Regions from separate parts of the Homo sapiens genome. Here region 2 is linked to region 1. Evidence: chromatin contacts called from ENCODE Hi-C or POLR2A ChIA-PET data. All regions are on one chromosome and are shown on one strand. The core of a region is the stretch at or near the end of the contact, and the rest is flanking DNA. Distances in the headings are between cores, read along the strand shown. Region 1 overlaps CUX1 (cut like homeobox 1). Region 2 overlaps CUX1 (cut like homeobox 1).

Evidence for each region. Hi-C counts contacts between places; a loop is a spot of excess contacts on that map. ChIA-PET counts read pairs that join two places held with the same protein, here RNA polymerase II (POLR2A). Pooled maps may share reads with other maps.
Region 2: a loop to region 1 is called in a pooled map, with 2.1 times the contacts of the local background. The contact joins two enhancer-like sites. A Hi-C loop is called at or near these places in 1 of 168 maps with a recorded cell type or tissue (endothelial cell of hepatic sinusoid) and 1 of 50 pooled maps. POLR2A ChIA-PET finds 5 or more read pairs at or near these places in 5 of 52 experiments (BJ, GM12878, HepG2 and 2 more).

What each region holds. Positions count from the first base shown.
Region 1 is chr7:102,043,547-102,048,198 of GRCh38, forward strand. The region is part of intron 3 of CUX1 (cut like homeobox 1); the gene reads left to right. Among named protein-coding and RNA genes, the nearest start is that of CUX1, 230 kb to the left of the region's middle. Within about 2 kb of position 1,890, at least 14 of the 41 ENCODE cell types and tissues checked have a DNase peak (open chromatin) inside an H3K27ac peak, as active enhancers do.
Region 2 is chr7:102,145,858-102,149,989 of GRCh38, forward strand. All of the region lies in intron 8 of CUX1 (cut like homeobox 1), which reads left to right. Among named protein-coding and RNA genes, the nearest start is that of SH2B2, 140 kb to the right of the region's middle. Within about 2 kb of position 1,319, at least 10 of the 41 ENCODE cell types and tissues checked have a DNase peak (open chromatin) inside an H3K27ac peak, as active enhancers do.

The DNA of each region.
Region 1 (4,652 bases), core at 640-3,139:
AGGGGGTCCTAGCACCAATCTCCTGCGTGTACCAAGGGATGACCGTGTGTATAGAAAATCACATGTTTATTACCCATGTATTTGTTGTTGGATGCTTAGTCTGTTTCCATATCTTTCTATTGTAAATAGTGCCGCAGTATACATGAGTGTGCAGATAACTCTTAACAATACTGATTTCAATCCCTTTGTGGTGTTGCTGGATCGTATTAATTTTGGGGGGAACCTCCGTACTGTTTCCCATAATGGCTGTACCAATTTACATTCCCACCAACAGTGTACAAAGATGCCCATTTCTCCATGTCTCACTAGCACTCGTGTGTCTTTTTGGTAATAGCCCTTCTAACAGGTATCAGGTGATACCTCATCGTGGTTTTGAGTCAAATTTTCCAGATGATTAAAGATGTTGAGCAGCTTTTCATATACCTGTCAGCCGTTTGCATGTCTTTTTTTAGAGAGAGACAGGGTCTCACTCTGTTGTGCAGACTGGCGTGCGGTGGTGCGATCATGGCTCACTGTAGCCTTGAACTCCTGGCCTCAGGTGATCCTCCTGTCTTGGCCTCCCAAAGTTTTTGGGATTACGTGAGCCACTGCGCCAGGCCTTATGTGTTTTCTTTTGAGATCCTTAGCCCATTTTCCGTTTTTTTGTTTTTTTTGGAAAGAGTCTTGCTCTGTCGCCCAGGCTGGAGAGGCTGGAGTGCAGTGGTGCCATCTTGGCTCACTGCAACCTCCACCTCCTAGGTTCCAGCGATTCTCCTGCCTCAGCCTCCCAAGTAGCTGGGGTTACAGGTGTGTGCCACCACACCCAGCAAATTTTTGTATTTTTAGTAGAGATGGGGTTTCACTATGTTGTCCAGGCTGGTCTCGAACTCCTGACCTCAGGTGATCTGCCTGCCTTGGCCTCCCAAAGTGCCGGGATTACAGGTGTGAGCCACTGCGCCCGGCCACCTTAGCCCATTTTCTAAACAGGGTGCCTGTTTTCTTGTTATTGCATTAACTTTTCCCCTCTTTCCAGCCTGCTCTTAAGATTGTACATGCTTTGAGGGCCCGTATCTTGTCTTAGATGCTTTATCTATTCTTTGCCTTATGGAAGTGGTTACATAAAACATTCTTAGCTGAATTTCCCCCTGCTTCTCGCCTTCTCCTTGTTAATGAGTACTTATTGAGTGTGATGTGCGAGCATCTACTTTGGTTCCTAGACGCCCACAAGCAAAATAGGTCAGTGCCCTGCTGGGAGTAGGGAGGGGTTGTCAGGGTCTTCTTTGGGTTTGTGGCCAGACAGGCGACTGTGGAGCAGACCAGGCACTCTGGGGACAGGATGATGCGTTCTGGCTGGAAGATACAGGGAGGCTTCCCAGGGACCCTAACACAGCCTGCTGCCCTGGACCTTTGCTGGGGAACTGACTTCTCAGCCAGTATGTCTGTCCGCAGGCTCTTGGGCCTTCTGCAGTGGTGGAGGTGACAGTGGTGTTAGCCGTGGTGGTCACTGTGGTGATGTGGCTGCTGTACTGTCATTATCTTATGGCAAAACCCGCAAGCCTGACACACACAGTGTCTCCCTGTAAGTTCGCGCCATGATGGCTCAATTAGGGACCCGTCGGACTGCGGCTCAACATCCAGGCCAGCTGCATAATTGAAAGCACATTTTCTCCTCCAAAGCTGCAGCTGGTTTGGTTCTGCTCATGCAGAAAGGGATCTAACCTTGCATAACATAGGAAATGAACAGTTGAGAGAGAAGCCAAATTCAATTTCAGTCAGATATGTTGAGGCTAAGTCCATGATCTATGGAAGCCGGGGCAGGAGCCGTGCGCCTGTGGAAAGGGGCGCTCTCAGCAGTCTATTAATCACGGCCGCCCGCCCGGCGCTGCCGCCACTGCCGGGTGCCACTGCGCCCGCGCGCCCCCTCCGATGTGGGCTGGAGCGCAGCCAAGCACTCCAGAAGTTAACCTCTTAAAGACCCGGAGCTGCTTTCTGTTGAATAAATGTAATTTTGTGGTCAGAAATAAATGCTTGTGATATAGCAGGAGCTTTGAAAACAACGGCAAGCTGGAGCGATTACAAATTGCTCCATGTTGTACAAGTCAACAGCAGACATCAAAATTCCACGTGGAGGGCAAATTGATTTCGGCCCAGAGCTCTGCAGCTATTCAATAAAAGTCCTATTAAACCATTGTATGTAATGAACAATCCAGAGCAAATCTAATATTTTCAGTGGATAATTATTTTTAACATCCTCTCGGTAACTGCTGGTAGATTTCTTGGATGTTTACAGCTCGAACTCGGGCAGAGTGGGCCTTCCCAGCTGTCATTTGGCATCTCCGCCAGGGGACCCGCTCCAGGGACCCAGCTGCGTACATGGCTCCTGAACATGGGGCTCTGGCCTTGGGGTTCAGGTTGCCAAGGAAGGGTGCATGGGGTTTCTGAATCTCCCAGTGCCTGGGATGTAGTAGGTGCCTGGGAAATGTTTGTTGAATTGAGCTGAACTGAGTTGAAATGCACAAGAGGAAGCTCTAAGAACCCCAGAATGACTTAGGAAAATGATATTGTGGCAAAGTTGACTCAAAACCTGAGGCTGAAGAGACCAGTGGGTTGCAGGTAAGGAAATTGAGGTCCCTTGTGATAGACCAATGTCAGCCCCTATGGGAGTCGGGACAGAGCTGGCACCCCGGGAAACCCCAGGACTTACCCAATTCACTTCCCGTTTTTGGAGATGGACTCTTGCTTTGTCACCCAGGCTGGAGTGTAGGGATGCGATTGCAGCTCACTGCCACCTCCGCCTCCCAGGTTCAAGTGATTCTCCTGCCTCAGCCTCTGAAGTAGCTGGGATTACAGGCACGCACCACCACACCTGGCTAATTTTTATATGTTTAGTAGAGACAGGGTTTCGTCACGTTAGCCAGGCTGGTCTCGAACTCCTCACTTCAAGTGATCCACCTGCCTCAGTCTCCCTAACTGCTGGGATTACAGGCGTAAGCCACTGTGCCCAGCCCCCATTTCACTCCTGTTCTGTTTTGGTTTGGTTTGGATTTTTTTTTTTTTTTTTTTTTTTTTTTGAGACAGTCTCACTCTGTCACCCAGGCTGGAGTGCAGTTGCACGATCACAGCTCACTGCAGCCTGGACCTCCTGGGCTCAAGCAGCCCTCCAGCCTCAGCCTCCTGAGTGGCTGGGACTACAGGTACACACCACTACACCCAGCTAATTTTTGCATTTTTTTTTTGAAGAGATGAGGGCTTGCTACGTTGCCCAAGACGGTCTTGAACTCCTGGCCTCAAGCAGTCCTCCCACAAAGGCCTCCCAAAGTGTTGGGATTACAGGCATGAGCCACCACACCCAGCTCACTTCTGTTCTTGACAGCTTGCGAAGTGCATTCTTTGTCAGGGAGGCCACACTGGGAGAGTCGCCAAAGCGATCTTGTTGCTCATCTAGTGTTCCCACCCCCAGGATGCTCCCCTACCTTGCTCATGACAGGGCTGTAACCCTGTCCCCTTCCAGACCAAGAGCTTCTCAGGGAAGGTCTGTTCATTCATTGATTCATTAAATATTTGTGGAGCATGTATGCCAGGCTAGACCAGAACTAGACCCTGGTTAGTGGTGGTAGGTGAATGAATGTAGCCGTTGCCTTCATGAAGCTTAACAGTTTAGCAAGATCTGTATCCCCATGTGGCACAGTGCTTGGCGCTCTGTTAAGTGATGGTGGATGGGTGGATGGATTGGTGGATGAATGGGTGGATGGTGGGTGTGTGGGTGGATGGATGATTTGTTAGATAAATGGGAATGGATAGATGGTTGATTGCATGGAGGGAGGGTGAATAGGGGATAGATGGATGGATGATTGGATAGAAGGATGGATGGATAGATGATTGGATAGAGGGATGGATGGCTGGATGATTGGATAAAGGGATAGATGGATGGGTGATAGGATAGAGCTATGGATGGATGAAGGGAGAGATGGAGGGAGGGAGGGAAGGAGGGAGGGAGAGATGGATGGATGGATAACTGGATAGAGGGATGGATGGATGATTAGTCTAGAGGTAGGGAGGGAGGGAGGGATGGATGGATGGATGGATGATTAGAAAGCAGTATGTGTCTGTAAGAATAGATTGACTCTTACTCATTTTCGTCTCCTGGAGTAAAATCATCCAACTTGTAATGCTCAGTCATACAGTATTTATTTGACTATCGTGGAATTTAAATTTCTAGGGTATTTTATTTTCTGCAGATCTCCCTTCCCTTGGAAAAACTCAATATGGATGTTAATTAGGTTTTACTAAAGTTCCATCAATTTAATGCAGTCGTTCTTTAAATGAAACTGACACCAAGGACCACATGGCCAAAGGAAGCCCACGTTCCTGTGTGTGGTTCTGAGGAGGGAGCATAGGATGCAGTTTGATAACAGCTGAGAGCCCTGAGGAGTTTGTTGCTGGATGTGGAGTATTCCATGTCTCGTCCCTCCCCCAGTCTTTTTCCAGTTGTGTCACAACTCCCTTTGCTAATAATATTTTGCACAGCATTTTACGTCTACAAAGCACCATTTCCATGATGTCGCTCACCCTTCGACACCACCCTGTGCTGGGGGCATCATCATCATTCTGAGTTACCAACAGGAGGGGTAGCAGACAGTCCAAGGGGCAAGGCAGGGACTCCCAGCTCCAGG
Region 2 (4,132 bases), core at 69-2,568, 100 kb after region 1:
AATTGCTTGAACCTGGGAGGCAGAGGTTGCGGTGAGTCGAGATCGTGCCATTGCACTCCAGCCTGGGCAGTAGAGCAAGACTCCATCTCAAAAATAAATAAATAAAAATTTTTACAAAATAAAAATGCAGTGGAGAAGAATTCCAACCCATTTTCCACCAGCCACACTCTTTTCTGTAGACCACAATTTTCCTAATTTCACTTGATTTTAAAGAACAAAGGAACCTGCACACCCAGCCTGCTCTCCACTTCTTTGGGTAGAGCAGGGCTGTTAGAACTCTAGAGAGATGCAGGAAGCAGCCGCCGATGAACCCAGATGCTCATCCCTGGAGGCACTGTGCGGTCTCAGGAGCAGAAGCCGAATGAATTATGCAATATCAGAGCCTCATTCCCTGGGCCGCAGCTGTCCCATGTTCCCTGCCTGGAGATGACTGAAGCCCGAGTGACAGTCACAGGCTGTTCCCGATCACGCTGGGGTCACACGCTCTGGTGAGCACCCAGCCGGCCAGAGCTGTGCTATTGGTTTGGCACAGGTAGAAAGTTGACCCCGCACGTGCCGTAGAAGGTCATTTCGTTCGGTTCATCAGCTATACTCGGACTGGCTAAAGGAAGATTTTATTGAAATCGTTTCCCATGAACACGTCAACTTGTGGGGCAGGAAGGGAAATTTTCTTCCCGTTTGGGATTGAAAAGATGAGGCTTAACCAAACTCGTTCTTATGTTCGTTGGTTTGTTTTTTCTTTCTTTCTTTCTTTTTTTTAAACAGACTCTCACTCTGTTGCCCAGGCTGGAGTACAGTGGCGTGATCTCGGCTCACTGTAACTTCCACCTCCCAGGTTCAAGCAATTCTGCCACCCCAGCCTCCTTAGTAGCTGGGATTACAGGCGCACGCCACCACACCTAGCTAATTTTTGTATTTTTAGTAGAGATGGGGTTTCACCATGTTGGCCAGGCTGGTCTCAAACTCCTGAACTCAAGTGATCCACCCACCTTAGCTTCCCAAAGTGCTTGGGATTACATGAGTGAGCCACTGCGCCTGGCCTAAACTTGTTTTTAATCATTACTTTTGTATCATTTAAATTAGTATAATGGTAATCTACAGAGAACAAATTCTGGTTAATTTCTGAGCAGACAGAGGTGACATCCTGGCCGTTTAACTGTCTCTCGGCACAGTGTTACTTCCAGCAAAAATGAAAACCGCTATTTCCAGAAGGTTATCTGTAGGGATAAAGCTCCACAGACTGGACCGACTCTCTTTCCAGGCCTTTGATTGGGGAGGGGTGGGGCCACCGTGGAGTGTGACACATTTGATCCGGGGCTTGGCAGATGCAAGATGGCTTCATCCTCCCCTCTACTTCTGCCAAAGCAGAAGTGGTTTAACCTTGGGTGGAAAACGAAAGATAGGGCAAGTCATACAGATGAGGGCTGCCAAGAAAACCTTTCCCCGAAAAACACTCTCTCCTCCCCTCCTCCCCTTCCCCATCAGCCTCCGTGTCTTCAGTCCTGACCTGGTTCACAGATCCGTGTTGGGCACGGGGATGAGTGATGAGTGGTGAGCTGGGCCACCTGGTTCTGCACTCCAGGACCTCACGGTCCATTGGACAAAAAGAAGCCTAATTCTGGGTCTTTCAATACTTCTCCCCCAAGACTATTATTGCCTTGTTTTTCAGAGGCTCTGAAAAGCGAATCATTTTCCTTCTGCAATAACATCTTGTAGGCTCTTTCCTTAAAAGTTGTATTTACAATTTGCCAAAAGAATTCTACCCTTTCTGCCCTTTAGAATACTAGCCAGTGAATGGCTGTCTGTCAAGAAGACAGGGGACCTCAGGTATCACAGGTGTCATTAATTTGCATATTTGGGCCGGTGCGGTGGCTCATATCTGTCATCCCAGCACTTTGGGAGGCCAAGGCAGGTGGATCACTGGAGATCAGGAGTTCGAGACCAGCCTGGCCAACATGATGAAACCTGATCTCTACTAAAAAAATAGAAAAATTAGCCGGGCATGGTGGCGCATGCCTGTACTCCCAGCTACTCGGGAGGCTGAGGAGGCGGAGGTTACAGTGAACCGAGATCGCCCCACTGCCCTCCAGCCTGGGTGACAGAGCGAGACTCCGTCTCAAAAATAAATAAATAAATAAATAAATAAATTTGCATATTTGGTCAACCAGTATTTTGTGAGTACCTGCTGTGTTCCCTGGAACTATGGCAGTGGATAAGCAAGTAATCAATATATGAACAAGAGACTTTGAGACGGGAATAAATGCAACAGAAACAAAATGAATGGACAATGGAGAGTGTGGCTGTGGAGAGGCCTCTCAGAGGAGGGCCAGGAGGGCTGAGACCCAGGCCTGTAGGTGGGACAAGCATGGTGCTTCCAAGAAACAGAACAGGACTAAAGAGGCTGGGCACGGTGGCTCACACCTGTGATCCTAACACCTTGGGAGGCCAAGGCAGGCAGATCACCTGAGGTCAAGAGTTCGAGATCAGCCTGACCAACATGGTGAAACCCCGTCTCTACTAAAAATACAAAAATTAGCCAGGCGTGGTGGTGCACACCTGTAATTCCAGCTACTAGGGAGGCTGGGGCATTCTCAAGAATCACTTGAACCCCGAAGGCAGAGGTTGCAGTGAGCTGAGATTGCACCAGTGCACTCCAGCTTGGGCAACAGACCAAGACTCCGTATCAAAAACAAACAAACAAAAAAACAAAAAACAAAGAAATGCCCATCTTTTATTTTAAAAATCTTAATAAAATAGGGATATAGTTGGATATTTCATTAATAAATGTATATATATAATGTATTTTATATATAACTACACATTAATGTATGTGTTATATATATATAATATATTAATATATATATATTATATATTACTCAAGAACATGAGTAAGTTCTTGAGTGGTGATTTGTGAGATTTAGGTGCACCCATCACCTAAGCAGTATACACTGCACCCAATATATAGTCTTTTTTCCCTCACCCCCCTCCCACCCTTTCCCCGCAAGTCCCCAGAGTCCTTTGCATTTTCATCGCTTAGCTCCCACTTACGAGTGAGAACATACAATGTTTGGTTTTCCATTCCTGAGTTACTTCACTTAGAATAATAGTCTTCACTCCCATGCAGGTTGTTGTGAATGTCATTAACTCGTTCCTTTTTAGGGCTGAGTAGTATTCTGTCGTGAGATAAGAAATATTCAAAGGGTGTGGGAAGAGACTCTGCCGTCTTTATTTGCAGATGTGGTCACAGGATGCCTCGCAACCCCGAGAGAGCCACTGAAAAGTTGTTACAAAATTGAACAGGCTTCCATTTCCCTGTGGCCTCTCTCTCTAGACAGCCGTACCTCTCTATCCCAGTGTCCCCTGCTCAGTAAATCTGTACTCATCCTCCAGGGTACAGACTGGATGTCCCCTACTCCGGGATACTGTTTCTCCTGGTGTCTGCAGAGGCCCTTGTACCACTTTCTGGGATGTCACTGTGCTGAATCGCTGGTGGCTGCCATTTCCTTCCGCCTCCCACTGGGTAGACAGGAAGGGGGTCCCTGCCCACCCACCCACCCATGCCCGGTATATCCCTGCTGAGCTCCTAGGATGTGCAGGGTGTATTCCTGTGTGCTAGCGAGAAGGGAGTCCCAGCGCCACTACGCCATTGCCCACTCCTCCCCTGGGACATTTGTTTCCCTTGGGTGTGGTTCATGGTAGGTGCCCCATGGGCGTTATTGGTGGGAGACCTCCCTGTCTCAGTCTGAGCTGGGCCCATCGCCATCAGGGCACGACAGCCACAGCAGGTGCCTTTGCTGGGAGTAATCTTGCCCTGGCTCGCATGAGACTGCAGACCAGCCCTTCTCCGTAAGTTCAGGCGTTTGTGCTCCGATCAGCTTTTCCTATAGGTTTGTCCCCCACCCCTTGCCCAACTCTTTGACCCCCCGAGTTAAGGGGATTCCAGACCTAGAGCCAAGTGACCTTCCTCAGAGCCTGGCCCTGTCTCCACCGCTTCAGCAACCTGCTCTTTCTGGACAGGGTCCAGCGAGCCCCACCTCTGTCCGTTTCCTCTACCCCCTGTGCTAAGGAAGCCTCACCTGCAGTGTAGGTTGTGGTGAAAAATGTCCCCCCTTAAGGACAGAGCAGGTCATCA